Regions from separate parts of the Mus musculus genome. Here region 2 is linked to region 1. Evidence: chromatin loops called from intact Hi-C (ENCODE). Cell type or tissue: heart. All regions are shown on one strand.

What was found. Hi-C counts contacts between places; a loop is a spot of excess contacts. Peaks named below come from ENCODE experiments on the same cell type or tissue, not always from the same donor. Only the 100,000 strongest peaks of a DNase experiment are listed, where the experiment ranks them.
Region 2: it touches region 1 in a loop (7-fold over the local background); 15 of 42 quality-filtered maps call a loop at or near these places.

The regions. Positions count from the first base shown.
Region 1 is chr7:83,665,136-83,673,135 of GRCm38, reverse strand. Il16 (interleukin 16) reads left to right here. Exons shown (of 19, transcript NM_001360087.1): 8 at 1-102; 9 at 2,927-3,044; 10 at 6,128-6,260. Among named protein-coding and RNA genes, the nearest start is that of Stard5, 37 kb to the right of the region's middle. In heart, a CTCF peak has its summit at 4,229 (motif pointing left); a DNase peak (open chromatin) is centred at 4,225.
Region 2 is chr7:83,798,631-83,806,630 of GRCm38, reverse strand. No RefSeq gene overlaps it. Among named protein-coding and RNA genes, the nearest start is that of Cfap161, 7.8 kb to the right of the region's middle. In heart, a CTCF peak has its summit at 3,859 (motif pointing right); a DNase peak (open chromatin) is centred at 4,050; H3K27ac peaks cover 946 bases.

The sequences.
Region 1 (8,000 bases):
GTGCCCAGGACAGCAGCCCCTTCTCCTTGGAAAGTCCAGCGTCTCCTGCTAGCACTGCCAAACCCAACTACAGAATCATGGTGGAGGTGTCTCTGAAGAAAGGTAGGAGTAAGGTGCCAAGTTTTTTTTTAATTGAATATTTTCTTTATTTACATTTCAAATATTGTCCCTTTTCCTGCCCCTGTCCAAGACTATGCCAGTGTCTGCCAGTCTCTGTCAGAGCTACCCAGGCCTCTATCATATGGAAACATCACAGAATGAGGTTTGCTAGCAGATAATAATATAATAATAAGGCATAAGCCTTATCCAGTTGGGTTTAAATCAGGTCCCTTCCTTCCTTCCTTCCTTTCTTCTTTCCCTCCTTCCTTCCCTCCTCTTCCTCTCCTTCCACCCCTTTATTTAGTGTGTACCTGTGTACATGCATGTGCATATCCCCCACAGAGAACAACTTGTCGGAGTTAATTCTCTCTTTCCACCATGTGGGTCCTAATGATTGAACTCAGATTATCAAGCTTAGGGACAGTTATCTTTGCAGCTGAGCACTATCTCGCTGGCTCCTCATCCTGCTCCTGGAAGCTTATCTGTGCCATCTGAACCCAGACAATATCTTTTGATGAGATGGTTAGCAAGCATATAACAGAGAACTTACTACACACACACACACACACACACACACACACACACACACCATACCATAATGGACCAGGCCCTAGACTCTGCAGTTAATATCTTGCTGAGACCTTGAGCAGCTCACTGGCCCTCTGTGGGCCTATTTTCTTTCTTCTGCAAGATGACCAAGGTTTTGTTTTTTTTTGTTTTTTTGTTTTGTTTTTTGTTTTTGTTTTTTTAATCTAGACGACATTCAGAGTTCCACAGCCATCCCCTCTGCCCAGATGATAATTCTAGAAGGCTTTAGAGGCCTGCTCTGCCATAGTGAAGCTGAGCTGAGATTGGAAGGACAAGGGACAGTGTTAGATGCAGAGCTTGTCTCCACCTACAGTGATAAGCAAGCATTCTGGGGACAGAGGGAAGACTGGAGTAGCTGGTGCAAGTGGAAGGAGGTGGGGTTGAAAGATGGAGAGGAAGGAAAGGGTTTCAACGAAGAGGCTGGGAAACCAGAGAAAGGGATAAATGAGGAGCAAATGTGTGTAGGAATGGGGGCCAGAAGCAGGCAATGGGCCCCTTGCCGGATGCATGTCTCAGTGCCTCTGCTGGACCACAAGCTTGCTAAGCCTTCACGCATCTCTGGCACAAAATCTCGGTAGCCATAGATCTGTCTTTGTACACTGCCCATAGGGCTCCTGTGGTGAAGTTCAGGGAGCAGGCATGGCATGGTATGTGGGTGAGTCATGGCGTTAGTCTGCTGCTTCTCCTGATGGCCTGCACTAGAACCAGTGCTGAGATGCTTTAAGCAGCCACATCATAGCCTCTGTCCCCGCAGATTGTTTCAGTCTTGCTTGGTGTGAGCTTCAGGGACCCACAGGCCTATTAAGCCAAAGAGCTCTTGCCCTGGTTAGGAGACCTGGGTATCAGGATCGACTTTGATCTCTGTTCACAGTGCATGTCACAGCCCATATATTTTTTAACCTTGATAACAATAACCCACAACAGCCATCCCTCTTGGTGCTGTTGGGAGAACAAACATCAAAAGGTGAAACCACTTTTTCTAAGCTATGTATGCCTAAGGAAAACCTGAAGGAGGCTCTTTCTCCTTACTACTCCATGGACCTTCCATTTGGTCCTTCCTAGCTGCCATGTTTTTGTTTCCAAGGCCTTTCCAATCTAGCCAACCATCTGTCTCCTCTGCCATTCTGGAGGTCCCCATACCCCTAACATCACCTGCATTCTGTTTGTCTAGGACCCATGTGCCCTGTGCAACCATCTTCTTCTCACATCTTCCCAGTTACCTCATGGACGGCATGAGTGCCTGTAGGGCAAGACTTCATAGGTCTGGTCCTTTCCAGATTTCCTTGTTTGAAAGCAGCCTGTCGCCCACCAATCCCTCAATTCAAGACTGCCTTGGAGAAATTTTATCATGCTATGCTTATATTCCACCCCTTTGGAGTATATTCTGTGCACTCCTGTTTCTGCTTTGCTGCCCTCTTTACCCCTCTGGACCTTTCCAGTGATCCTTGCACTTCCATTCTTAACCATCCATAGTTATCTCTCCTTGTAAAGCCAGATATATTACTAAAGATGGAAGTTAAGGTATACCACTTCCTCATTCCTGACTGTCCCATGGCATTTCTTCTCAGTCAAAGAGTTTGTTTTTGTATACCTGTGCATACAAAGCCTTTTGAGTCCAGCCCTTGATCCCTGCCCTATGCCACCTCATCTCTCTCTGCATCCCGCATTCCTGGTTGCCTGGGATCCATGCTCTTGGGTCCATCACCTCTCTGCATGTCTATCCATGTTCTGCCCACAATGGCCTTTCAGGACCTATAGCAACATGATGTATTCCTCCCAGCCCAGCCTATGCCTGGGCTGTTTCCGCTAGTCAATTGTCTGCCCTGTCTCCTCATCCTGGCTCTTTATTGTCATCCATGGTTTAGACTAAATGTAGTCCCTGAGGCATGAAGGGCTGTGCTGCCACCTTCTAACACGGTCCCATTCATTTCCTGCATAGATCACTGTCTCCTCCCCTCTTCCCACTTCCTCTAGCTCTTGCCTGGTGTCTTCCCTCTCTCATTTCCTAGTGTTTCTCCATTTGACCTTACTACACCCCCTTCTCATTGTCTGCTTTGGGCATCATTTGGTCCCCAAGTGGCCCCTGTGCACAGTGACACGCCACACACAGGGCTGGAATGAATGTTGTGTCCAAGACACTTGACAAGCCCAGGATGTCAGGGGTCAGAGACACCTAATAGGCTAGTCCCCACCCCAGAAAGGCTCACATCTTCCACTCTTCCTCCATTTTGCATTCCAGAGGCAGGTGTTGGCCTGGGGATCGGCCTGTGCAGCATCCCCTACTTCCAGTGCATCTCAGGCATCTTCGTTCACACACTGTCACCAGGATCCGTGGCACATCTTGATGGACGGCTGAGGTGAGTCCTCATTTCTGAATAGACCCTTGTCTTACAGCATGGAGTATCTTGAGTTGACCTCAGCAGAAATGGTGAAATATTCAGTCTTGATTCTGTTACACATCAACAGCTGCCATGTCAGTCACCTGGTGTGGTAAATACAATTTGGGTGTTTTTAAATCCCACCTTAGATTGTTTTGTTCCCAAACGAAAGACACAAAAGCTTTATATTTATAATAAGCCTTAAAAGTACTAGAGCTGGGCTCTAAGCTACTTGATCTATTTCCCTGTCAATAACCCTGAGATATCATTTGGCCTGTTCTACCTGGGTTGCTCTTTCAACTGGCTGGCCATGTTCTCACAATCCACCCACCACATGATACTCTCTTCCTTCTTCTTCTCTTTACCTTGTGGTCTCTGCCTCAGACCCAAAGCCTGGGAACCCAAACTCTGCCTACCTTTCTCCTGCTCAAGCCATAGGCATCTTTATTGACCAATCAGGGATAATTTTGGGGTCAAGATGACATAGCATCACTTGGTATACATAGGGATCTCTTCATCCCTGATGATCCACTCATTGGGGGCAAACAGATCTCAGGGGCCAGTATTTAGCATTGCAATGCACAGCAACAGATCAAACCTCAACAGCAGGATTGCGGTCTTCGCAGCCCTACACCAGAGCTGCTATGCCCAGTGTTACTGATTCCTAAGAAGTCTGTGTGCATGTAACAGTTAAAGAAACACGGCTTCTGAGAATGCCGGGCTGCAAGGGCAAATAGAAAGGAAGCATATTTTAACTCAGATTCAACACACAGAATCCATGGTGTCACAGATGGGCATCTCTCAGGTTTACCTGTGAGCTCTACATGCAGACAGAGGTGTTTTAAGCCAACCAGCCATGTCCATGCATGTCCTTGCTGAGAGAAGCAAAATGATTTTAGATACTGCAGTCACACCTCTACAAAGAACTCCTGCAATCAGTAAGTGATCTGATTAGGTAGAAATCATTTATCTTAGTTTAACCTGTTACAATACTTTTGCAGCTATTCTAACATCTGCCAGTGGTATAAATGCATCTGTTGCTAGGACACACTTTTGCTAAGCAGGAAGGTTTTGTCCTGATTTTCAGTTTTTTTTTTTCCTAGTGTGAGAGTCAGGATAGAGATGCGGAGCTAGGAATAGATCTGTGCTGCCATCTGCAGGAGAAGCACTGCTACTGTGCTGGGGACATTCCTGCAGAGATAGGGGCCCAGGAGCAGGGCTAGGTGACCTAGCTCTAGAGTCAGGGCATCTTGTTGCAGAATTGGTGGACCCAACTCAGAGTTGGGGTGTTTATTTTATCTCTTTTGCCCCCATCAGAGGCCCACCATGGGGTAGGGACTCTTCTGTGTTACATGGCTGGAGTCTTCAATTATTCAAAATTCAAAAAATTAATTAAAAATCCACATCCAGAGAATGTGAATCATCTTGGCAAGATAAGGGGGTCAGCTCTGCAGAAACACAGAAGGAAGCAGGGGGTGCAGAGTCAGGAGACTCAAGTTCTCATTCTGACCCAGCTGATCACTTGAAAACGACTACCTGCTACCTTCGTTTACACTAACGTTTTGTTTGAACACAGCCATGCACTGTTCTTGTTTGCTGTCCAAGGTTGCAGCTGTCACCTACAGTGACAGAGTTGAACATTTGTGACACAGACATCATGTCTTGGAAAACAAACATTTACTCTTGGCTCTTTACAGAAAAGTGTCCCTCCCCAGTATAGGTTGCAATAGAAAAGTCATTTCACCATTGATGCCCCAGTTTCTCCATCTGCAAGGGTGGAAGGAATTGGGCCATGTCTTAGGGTTACTATTGCTATGATGAAACACCATGACGAGAAGTACCTTGAAGAGAGGGTTTATTTTACTTATGCTTCCATATCACTGTTCATCATTGAAGGAAGTCAGACCAGGAACTCAAGCAAGGCAGGAAACTGGAGGCAGGAGCTGATGCAAAGGCGGTGGAGGAGTGCTGCATAGAGGCCTGCTCAGCCTGATTTCCTATAGAACCCAGGAGTGGCACCACCACAATGAGCTGGGTCTTCCCCCATCAATAACTAACTAAGAAAATGCTCTTTAGGTTTGCCTATAACTTGATATTCTGGAGGCATTTTCTCAGTTGAGATTCCCTCCTTGCAGATGATTTTAGCTTGTACAAAGTTGCCATAAGACGAGACGGGACAGTTTATATCAACAACACGATACAATCCTGTCCTTTGTATCTTTGTTTTCTGTTTCAGTGGTTGTGTTAACCAGCATTCTGTCACTGTAGCGATTATCTGAGGCAATCGACTTATAAGAAGCGAGGTTTATTCTGGCTCACAGTTCTGGAAAATCCATATGTGTCTGACCAGTCCGACGGCATGTGGGTCTGTGATGAGGAAACACATTAGGGCAGGGAGAGGAGCCAGAACAAAGTGTTCACCTCTGTCTAGAATGCTGACAAAGAGGAGAGAGCAGAGCCACAGTGGTCCCTGCAAAGGCACCCCCCCTCCAGTAACCAGAGGGCTTACGTTGGGCCCTAGCTCCTCAGTTTCACCACCTCTCAATAGCACCCAATGGAGGATTAAGCCTTTGGTGCAAAGGCCTTTGGAAGGTACCATTCTAATCCACAGCACAGCAGTTGCTAGTACAAGCAACACCCATCTTGGAACTAAAATAAGTTTCCTTGGCGGATGTTCTTGCTTCTCTTTGCAAGGACCTCTGCTGCATCCTTCCTCAGTGATTTCTTTACCTTTAGCACATGCTGCCCAGTCCTTCCTCCTCCAAGACACTCTACTTCTGGGGACATCAAGGGCCAGGATGTGGTGAATTATGTTATGGCTGGTCAGCTAGAGAGGGTAAAGCATGACTTCAATGTTGAGCAGGTCAAGGGAAGAAGGAAGGGAGAGTGACAGGTGAACAGAGTTTGTGTTGACTGCTCTGTGCATGAATCACTGGCCCAGATGGTCCACAGTGACAGGAGTGCATTGCTGCATTGACACACAAGGAGTGGGTTCCTGAAAGGTGACCCTCTTTCTGTCATAGTTGTTAGTGTGTTTTAGGCTCCTGTGGGTGCTTTTGCAGGTGTGGTGATGAGATTGTGGAAATCAATGATTCTCCAGTGCACTGCCTGACTCTCAATGAAGTCTACACAATCCTGAGCCACTGTGACCCTGGCCCAGTTCCCATCATCGTAAGCCGACATCCGGACCCACAGGTAATGTGCCATCAGGCTTTTCTCTGCCTAGGCTCACTCGATCAGTATGAACGTCAGAGGAAGAACGGAATGGAAAAAGAGATGTTGCTGGCTGGGGTTTGATCTGTACTCATCCAAACCCTTTCAGACTTTGTGTGGGAACAACTCTCTATAGCAGAGACCCACTGACAAACTCCTAGTCAGCAGAAACAATTGATATCCACGTAGGAAAATCTTATAGCTGAGTTACACGTTTCGGGACAGAGAGACAGAAACCCAGAGTCCCATGTATCAAGTGCAAGCGATCTATTTGTGTGTGCACCTGGTGGGCACTCACAGTGAAAATATCTAGAGCTCAGCCATGAGGATTTAGGATTGAGCAAATTTATAGTGGGGATCCCAGAATAAGCTCATGGCCCCAGTAAAGAGACCACAGAGAAGGGGCAGGATCAGTAAAGCAGAGGTCACTAGAGGTTAGGTTTCTCTAGAAAATCATCCCAGTAAATGGGAGCACAAAGTTCAACGTCAGAGTCAGAAGCAATGAGCCATAGCTTTGTAAAAAGGAATGTTGGGTGGAATTGTACTATAAGTGTGCTCACACTGCTGCTGAGTCTGTTCTTTTCTGGATACAGTGGGGAGCTATAGGCCATTAGCCCGAGATGCAACAGGTTCATATTTTATTGTTCCGACCTTTGAACAGGGTAGAATATGTGGAGTATAGAAGAGAGAAATACAATGGGAGCTAGAGAAAGTAACCAAGGAGCTAAAGGGATCTGCAACCCTATAGGAGGAACAACAATATGAACTACCCAGTACCCCCCAGAGTTCGTGTCTCTAGCTGCATATGTAGCAGAAGATGGCCTAGTCGGCCATCAGTGGAAAGAGAGGCCCATTGGTCGTGCAAACTTTATCTGCCTCAGTACAGGGGAACGCCAGGGCCAAGAAGTGGGAGTGGGTGGGGGGGGGGGCGTGTGGGGGACTTTTGGGATAACATTGAAAATGTAAATGAAATAAATACCTAAAGAAAAAAAGAAATAGATGGTGAGGCCCTGTGCTACACAGAAGGCATAGGAAAAGTCTAGAGAAGAAGGAATGAGAAGCCATACTTGTGAAGATTCAGCAGGGGCTCCTCACTACTTAGCTTTGGGCTAAGAGACAGAATGTGACTTAGGGATTGGAAAAGGACAGAATGACCTAGGAGTTGGGGGGGGGGTAACATGTTTCTGGGATATCAGGATAGAGACACTACATAGGGAGCTACCCCGAGGGTTGATGCTTTTGTGAGTTCCAGGCTAGACCTAAGCTTGAGACTTGGTGCCACGCTGACAGGTAGGTGAGACCACCCTGGGCTCCCTGGTGAGAGCCATTTCCACTGGCTATTCACTGTTTCCTAGATGTGAATCCCAGTAAATGAGAGCACAAAGTTCAAAGTCAGAGCCATAGCTTGTAAGTGGATGACAGGTTTTGTGGAGCAGGCAAGTGTGAGAGCTGATGTTGACTGGAATTGTACTATAAGTGTGTTCACACTGCTGATGAGTCTGGGTTGCCAAGCTCTGAGGCTATTGTGTTGTTCCTCACTCCAAGTCACAGACAATGAAACCAAGGCTTGAAAGGAGAAGGAAGCTACTCAATAGTTGTCTTGAGCGCAGCCTCTCAGTCAGCAGTATAGTTCAGTGGTTCGAAGGCTACCAACACAGTTGTGCAACCACCACCACCACGTTTTTTGTCTTGAGAATCTGAACTCTACCCATTAAAGGATTC
Region 2 (8,000 bases), 130 kb before region 1:
TGAGAGTAAAAGGACTGGGACAGGCGTCGTGGCCACTCTGGTTCTTCTGGTACTAAATACACCACTATTACAGCCACAAACCACACAAGATAGATTTAAGGGAACTATTTTCCTTGTTTAGGGCAGAACTGACAAGGCAGATTCAGGAGATTCTTGGGACATTTTACATGTGGAGTTTTTATCTAATCTTTGTAAAAACTATAAACATGTAGTATATCTTCTATGTGTGTGTGTACCTGTGTGTGTGTGTGTGTGTACCTGTGTGTGTGTTCATGTGTGCACATGTGGGTATGTGTAGAGGGAAGTGTCAATTCCTTAATTGGTTCTTGATTGTGTCAATAAAGGAGGCAGAAGCCAATTGCTAGGTGAAGGGAAGAAGGTGGGACTTCTGGGACATAGAGAAATTCAGACCAGGCTTTGGAGAGAGGAAGCTGCAGACATGTAGGCCTTGGGGCCCCTAGAATTTGTAGCCTCTGCTGTGAGCAGGGAGAATGGAGATAGCTAGTTAATAAGATTAGTGCAGGAAATTCTTCAACTAGTCATTGAGTTATCTAGATAGTTTTAAAATAACAATAAAATAAAAAGTAAAAATAATAAAAAAATAAAACTGTCTGTGGCACTGAGGTGGGCCGGAGAAGAAAGAGGGAAAAATGACCAACTGGCTGTTGGTGGAGCTGAGTGGAATTGGTGGCTGCTGATCTCAGAGCAAAGCCGAGAGCACGGGCAGACCACCTGAGAAGGTAGAAGCGTGTTTTTAAAAATTACACAAACAGGTATGAGTATGCATATGTATATGCAGGTCCATGAGTGGAGGTCAGAGGACAAGATGATTGTTGGCCCTCAGGTACCATCCACCACCACTACTACTTCTACTACTTCTTCTTCTTCTTCTTCTTCTTCTTCTTCTTCTTCTTCTTCTTCTTCTTCTTCTTCTTCTTCTTCTTCTTCTTCTTCTTCTTCTTCTTCTTCTTCTTCTTCTTCTTCTTCTTCTCCTTCTTCTTCTCCTCCTCCTCCTCCTCCTCCTCCTCCCCCTCCCCCTCCCCCTCCCCCTCCCCCTCCTCCTCCTCCTCCTCCTCCTCCTCCTCCTCCTCCTCCTTCTTCTTCTTCTTCTTCTTCTTCTTCGATAAGATCTTTTCACTGGCCAGGATGAACTTTGCCAAGGAGGCCAGGCTAATGGGTCTGCCAGAAGATTCCCAGGAACTGGAGTTAGGGATGGCTATGGATGCTACAAATGAAGTCCAAGAACCTCGGTCATTAACCAAATCAAAAGCTGTCTTTTCAAAGCCTTCTTTGTCAGTTCCCTCTGCTTATAAACCATGTACATATGGAACTAAAGGTTCTTTATTGCATCTGAGTCTGGCCAGACCATCTCCTTTCATTGTATCCTATCAGAACAGGTTGCTTGGGGCTGGACCTGTCTGTCTCCTCCACCTCCATATGTTAAAGTCTTTTTCTCTGTGTAATTGAATTTGGAGGAAGGAAAAGCTTTTGGGAGATAATCAAGCTTTATATAAGACCATGAAGATGGAACCCTCTTTAGTGGCCTGATTGGTGAATAATGATGCCTATAGCCAATAGCTGGGCAGAAGAGAGGTAGGCGGGATTTGGGTTTCCAGACTTGGGTTCTGAGGAGACCACTAGAAGGAAGAGAGAGAAGAGGGAGGAGAGATGCCATGTAGGTGAGTTATAAAAACATGGCCATGAGGGCTGGCCAATTGGAGTTAAGAGCAGCCCAGATGGAATATATCAAGTTATAATTTGGGGCTGTCATGCAGAAGTAGATTCTAATAGCTTGGAGGATAGATAGATATCTCCCCAGCTCTAGTGCCAATTAAGGTTTATTATGGATATAAAGATTGCATGTCTTTTTATCTGGGAACCAAGTGATAAAAGGTGGGGAAGAGACCCCTGGTTTGAAATGAAATAATATAACATGTAACCAAACAAGAAACAACATCAGGTGGGAAGAGTCTATTCTGGCTCATAGTTAGAAGCTCAGTCCAGCATGGTGTCAGGAGTGGCTTTCCATTGTGTTGCTATTAACACTAGGCTGCTTACCCCTCATGTAGGCAGATGAGTTGGGAGTTGGGTACCCACTTTCTCCCTTCAGGACCCTCATCCACAGAATGCCACTGTTCACATGCTCAACAATTCTACTCTCACTGAGTTTTTTTTTTTTTCTTTCAAAATGTCATTGGAGACGCACTTGCTAATGCCCTATGCATTCCTTAATTCAGTCAGGTTGACAGTGTAGATTAATGTCACACTGGGGAAGCTGGTTTGCAGAGGCTGGAGGACAGAAATTCATCTGGGACCCACATGACCCCCAAGCCTCATTTTGAGCCTTGTATATGAGGGTAATAGAGAATCCTGTCACTCAAGCAATGGTACTGGGGAAATTGAGATCCATTTGACACCAGCATTCAGGACTCAGAACAGGTACTTAAAGGCTTACTGAGGCTCAGGTAGCCAGAACAGGCAAAAGATCAAGCCCATGTTGAAGCCAGCCCCAATGTTTGGTGGGTGGGTAGCTATGCACCTTCAGTGAACAACAGTGACTGGAGTTGTGGAAAAACAGCACGTACTGTACTGCAGTTGGACCCAAGAAAGCTTCAAAGAAGGAAGCTGAGTAATTTCTAGGTGTAACATGTGCTTTGAATCACCCGCTGTGAACTAGCCACAGTTCTACAAATAGTGTCAATGGGACAGAAGGTGCAACTGGGGCTCACACAAGGGCCCTGATCCCTGCGGAGAAAACATTGCCCTGAACGGGGATTTTTTTTTTCCCCCAGAAAAAATACAAAGCACCAGGCAATGAGGCCAACTAGCTGAATCCAGTCTAGAGATGTGGAGGGTACTGGACTTTGAAGATGGTTTTGATGCCTGAGAATAAGTTACAGGAGGAAGGGTATTGAAGAGATAAATTCTAAGAGAAGAAACAGTGAGGTTGATAGTGACCTCTCAGACTTGGCTTCTCTTAGAGCATGCAATGAAATATTATTTACAGGAGAGGAACCTGAGACAATTAAACAGTCATTTTATAAATGTGTGTGCGTGTACATGTGCATGTGCGCGAGTGTGTGTGTGCGCGCGCGCGTGTGTGTTTTGAGACTAGGTATTGACTACACTAAATAACTCACTGAATAGGCAACGAAGACTTTGGCTTCTGCATCTCCTTGCCTCTATCCTTCTTGTTCTGGGATTACAAGCATGAACTACCAACCCAGTTTTCTGTGGTGCTGGGGATTATACTCAGGGATCCATGTATGCTAGGCAAATAACCTATCAACATCTCTGATATGCAGCTGGCTTCCATCTCAGTGTTCTTCAGGGCGAGGGACCATTAGTTTCAGACACACCATTTGGAAATAGAGACACACTTGTAAACTGGAGTCTCCTTTTCTTTAAAAATAAGCATAAATTAATTATGCATTAAACATAATGGTTTCACGATGACATTTCCATTCATGCATGTATAGTATGTGATCATATTCCTCTTCTGTTATCTTCCCTTGTCCTCTTTCCCCCATCTCACCGATCCCCTTCCCCTTCTCAACTAGTCCCCTTTATACTCTCATGTCCTCTTCTGGGGATGGAGTGACCCAATGATTTCCACTGGGATTCCTCACAGGGACATGCATATGGGTTTATATACAGGAGCATGGGTGCCTCTCCATTCTCCCAGCAACCACTTCTTCTTATAGATCTTTTGGGAGAGGATAGGCCTATTGAATCCCATTTCCCTAACAACTACCAAATGCCTATAGAGCCTTAAGGAGAAGTGGGGCCTTATGAGCCCTCTCCAAGTGGGACCCGGCAAGCAGTCCTGAAGCTTTCCTCAGTCCTGCCCTGGAGTTTTGTTTAGGGATAACACGCTATATCTATGATTTGTCACAAGAGGGCAGAATTGTCCAATTATGAAATCAAATCTATTTCTGAAGACTCAGGAAAGACCTGGTTCCGCTTAGCTGACTTTTGGTTGAGACTACACCAAGGAGCGTCCAACACAGACATCTAGAAGCTGCAAGCATCTGCGGCGTGAGGTGCCAGGTAGCTGTGAGGAGAACCCTGGCACCTGTGCTTGCCCAGACGCAGTGTCTTCATAACAACAAGCAGAAGCAGCTGCTGTGCCAAGGTGTTTCACACACCTCCTGACACACAGATCCCAACAACCACAAGACACAGGTTTTCACATATCTTACTTTACACATGAGGCAACAGAACCAGAGTTTGTGACTTTACTCAACGTCACAGTGCAGGTAAGTTCTGCCCCTTGAGTCAAGGACACCTGACTCAGAGTCAGGGATTTAAGACACAAAACTAGAGTAGTAACAATACCAGACTGAAAACTACACACTAATGTGCCTGAGGTCTGTGATTGCTATGAAAATAGAAAGCCACATTTTCCTGTTTTCTCTCCCCCCCCCCCCTTCACTCTTGAGTTTCAGTTCTGGCTCTTAGGATGCCTTGGGCACTTCCCAGAACTTCTCTGTATTTGTCAGTGAAGTAAAGCAAACCCTAGCTTTTCCTACTAGACTAAGGGAAGAGGAAAAGCACGCTGTCTGGGGAACTGAGTCTCTGATACCCTTGTTCAGCTACTACCCTAGAGCTCTGTAAGCACCTCACAGCTCTGTAAACACACGAACGAAGGCCCTGTATGCCCAACACTTAGAAATTCTGTATCTAAATAATAGTGATGGTGATGATGGTGGTGGTGGAGGAGGAGGAGAGAGAATGGAATCAACAGCTTATCTTTACTACATAGTGAATGTGACCATCTATGTATGAAATACTTATATTTTTGTGAAGCAATAAAGACTAGGTTTCTTGACCAGGGAGGTGGGATGAGTGGGTTGGTGGGAGACAGAGGCATTTCTGTGAAACTGGGGTTCGCTGAGGGAGCAAACTCTGAGCTGCATGCGAGTCACCCTAGCCTCCGTTGCTCATCGGGAGAAGCATGTGGCTTTCCGTTGCCCAGTTCTACAGCATGGCTCCAGAGGCTCAGATTGGCCCATGTATCTATACTGTGCTGCAGGCCCTGATGACTCTTCACTGTGATAAGATTGAAGTTTCTATCTCAACTCATTTGAGGCAAACCATAACACCACCGCCTAATTATAATATATCTATTTCTTGTATGCAATTCAGGTTTGCCTCGCCTCTGCTTGAATAGGGGGAAAAAGAAGTTTGAAATACATTTTCAATGATTTAGAAGACACTGTTCCTCTGTAGCTCTGGGGCCTCTCTGATCCCAGAAGACAGGCCTGAAGCTCCACCTTCATGCTGGCTAAAAGCCAGAGTCCTCTCAAGGACGTCGGTGAGTCTCCAGCAGGCTTCTGGCCTCTCAGATCCCCTGCTCTGGGGATCAGCTCTTTCCGCAGAGTCAACCTCCCTTCTAAGTGGGAAACATGTTTTTGTCCTGTTCTCCTAGGCAAAGACATTTGTCTTCTTTTAGTCCCTGCTTCCAAAGCTGAACCTGCCCTTGGATTTCCAAAGCCACCAGGGTGTTGTGGAAAACAACAGGCTTCCTCTTCACAGGGCCCACCCTCTTTTGCTGGTAGTGAGGAAGGTAAGGAGATGGGCAGCAATATGGTTCATCTGAGGTCAAGACGTCAGAGTGTGGAGAAGCGAGTGGGACATGAGATGATCGCATTGAAGAGGGCACCCAAGACTGAGTGCTAGAAGGCCAGGTTTGAGATGAAAGAATCCAAGGGAATGTAGCTATTCCTGGGGGTGGATCTAGGCTCTGGGAGAGTCATGTCTGGCTCAGGGGAGATATATGGTATTCATGTGGTGTTCTCTCCTGTAGGAGTCTAATGAAAACAGGAGGGAAAACCAGATGGCGACATAAAAACTTGGAAGACTTTTCTGCTATGTCAGCATCACATGTTCTTTTGTTTAGGGTGGGAATAGATGCCCTGGTTGGGTGCAGCATGAAAGAAAATGATGTCATTTGGTTAGAGTAGGACCATTTTTGGTACCTTGCCTTCTGTATCAAAGGACTCTTGAGTAGGAAGTCAACTTCCATTTAGAAATGCTTTCCCTGTGCCCATCCCCTACCCCTAGCCTGCCATCACTGTGCAGAAGGGCCTCCTCCTTCTTACTATCTACAAAGACAGAGAGCAGGAGTCTCTTATTTACCTGTTTGCCCAGGGTAAAGCACAGGATACCATATACCATGAGTCTCAGCTAAATACACAGCTTCCCACAATCTCCAGATGTTAACTTGATTCTTTTCTCATTCACGTCTACTGCTCTGTCCTTACTACTAGTGCTCCATGAACATGGCGTTCCTTCTTCCTGGTGTCTCCTAACAGCTTTCCTGACATGTCTGCCTTAAATCTACCAACAGCCCAGAGCCACAGCAGATTTCCACAGCTGGAATCTATCCTGCATCAGCTTTTTTTGAGAAAGTTCCTACTGCCTGTAGAAGAGGAGCCATAGGCCTTGATGGCAGAGGCCTTTTACCTTTACCTGTCTGCTCCCTTTAATTTTACTTATTTCACCCTGCAAGGATTTCTGGCCTCTCTTTTCTTCTGAGCCTGCCTTTACTCTGCTTCTCTGCCTGAAAGAAATTCTATTTTTTCTTTTTTTTTCCCCTTTTTTTGTTATTCCTGCTTCTTTGTATTCAAATCTTATTCTTTTTCTATCACCATGTTCTTTGAGCTTCAAAACCGTTTGCATTATAGTTTGAATGTAAACTGGCCCCTATTAAGCTCAGCTCCTGGGTTGTAGTGTTATTTTGGAAGGTAGAAGTTAGATGAGCCTAGTCAGAGGATGCAGGTTACTAGAGATGTCCCAAGGGAAGATAGGCCTTGTCTGGGTCCCTTCCCATCTCTGCTTCCTGTCTTCCGAGAGATGAAGAACTCTGTCTCACTACAACTACAATTCAAACTCCTTATTATTTAACAGTTGTGGTCCATCCCATGGGCCAAGTGAATGGGTACCTCGGATCCAGCCCAAGTTCTAGCCTCCGTTCTGACTCCAGCAAGGTGGGCACATCACTCTCGTGCACTGCATCTTTCACCTTGGATGTGATGGAGTAGCTGGTGCTGACCGTATGTTCCATGCACACCTGTAGGCACTGTGCCTGGGAGCTGGTCCTGCACAGCACTGTGGTGACCCAGGTTAGCCTAATGGGTTGCAGTACAACAGTGTTCATGGTGGTGTTGGTCTGGCAAAAAGCAGTGTTCTTTCTTTGAAATTGTTTCAAGGCAATGGGCTGAGTGAGACCCGGATCCATCTGCCGTCCCAGGACTTAGGAATTAGATGCAGGAAGATTTCTAAGCTCCAGTTTGGGGCTTCCCAAAGAGCTGAAAGTCTCAAAAGAAAATCTGTGGGTTGGGGATTTAGCTCAATTGGTGGAGCACTTCCTAGCACACACTAAATCCTGTATCCAGTCCCCAGCATTGTGCCCCTCATGTGGTGATGGCGTATGCCTGGAATCCCAGCACTCTTGAGGTAAAGGCAGATGGATCAGAAGTTCAAGGTCATCCTTCTCTTTTCCATGAAGCTAGCCTGGGCTACTCAACAAAAAACAAAACAAAACCAAAAACACCCAAAAACCCCAAAACTATATCTCAAGTATAGTCAGTGCTCCTCCTTCCTCTTCACAATTATTTATGTGTGTGTGTGAGTGCACTGTCGCTGTCTTCAGACACACCAGAAGAGGGCATCCGATCCCATTATAGACAGTTGTGAGCCACCATGCAATTTCTTGGAATTGAACTCAGGACTTCTAGAAGAACAGTCAGTGCTCTTAAACACCGAGCCATCTCTCCAGCCCTAGTCAGTGCTTCTTAAACTACTGAGTTTACAAGATGATCCTGAGAAACAGATTTCATGTTGAAGTGAATGTGGGCTCGGTTGCATGCTTTTTAGCTTGGCCATAGATTTCCAGGACATGTCTTGCACCCAAGACTCTGAGAAGCTCTGTGATTAAGAATCCTACTTATTTCCTACCTTCAATTTACTTGCCAACCTAATTCGTTCTCCTTTGC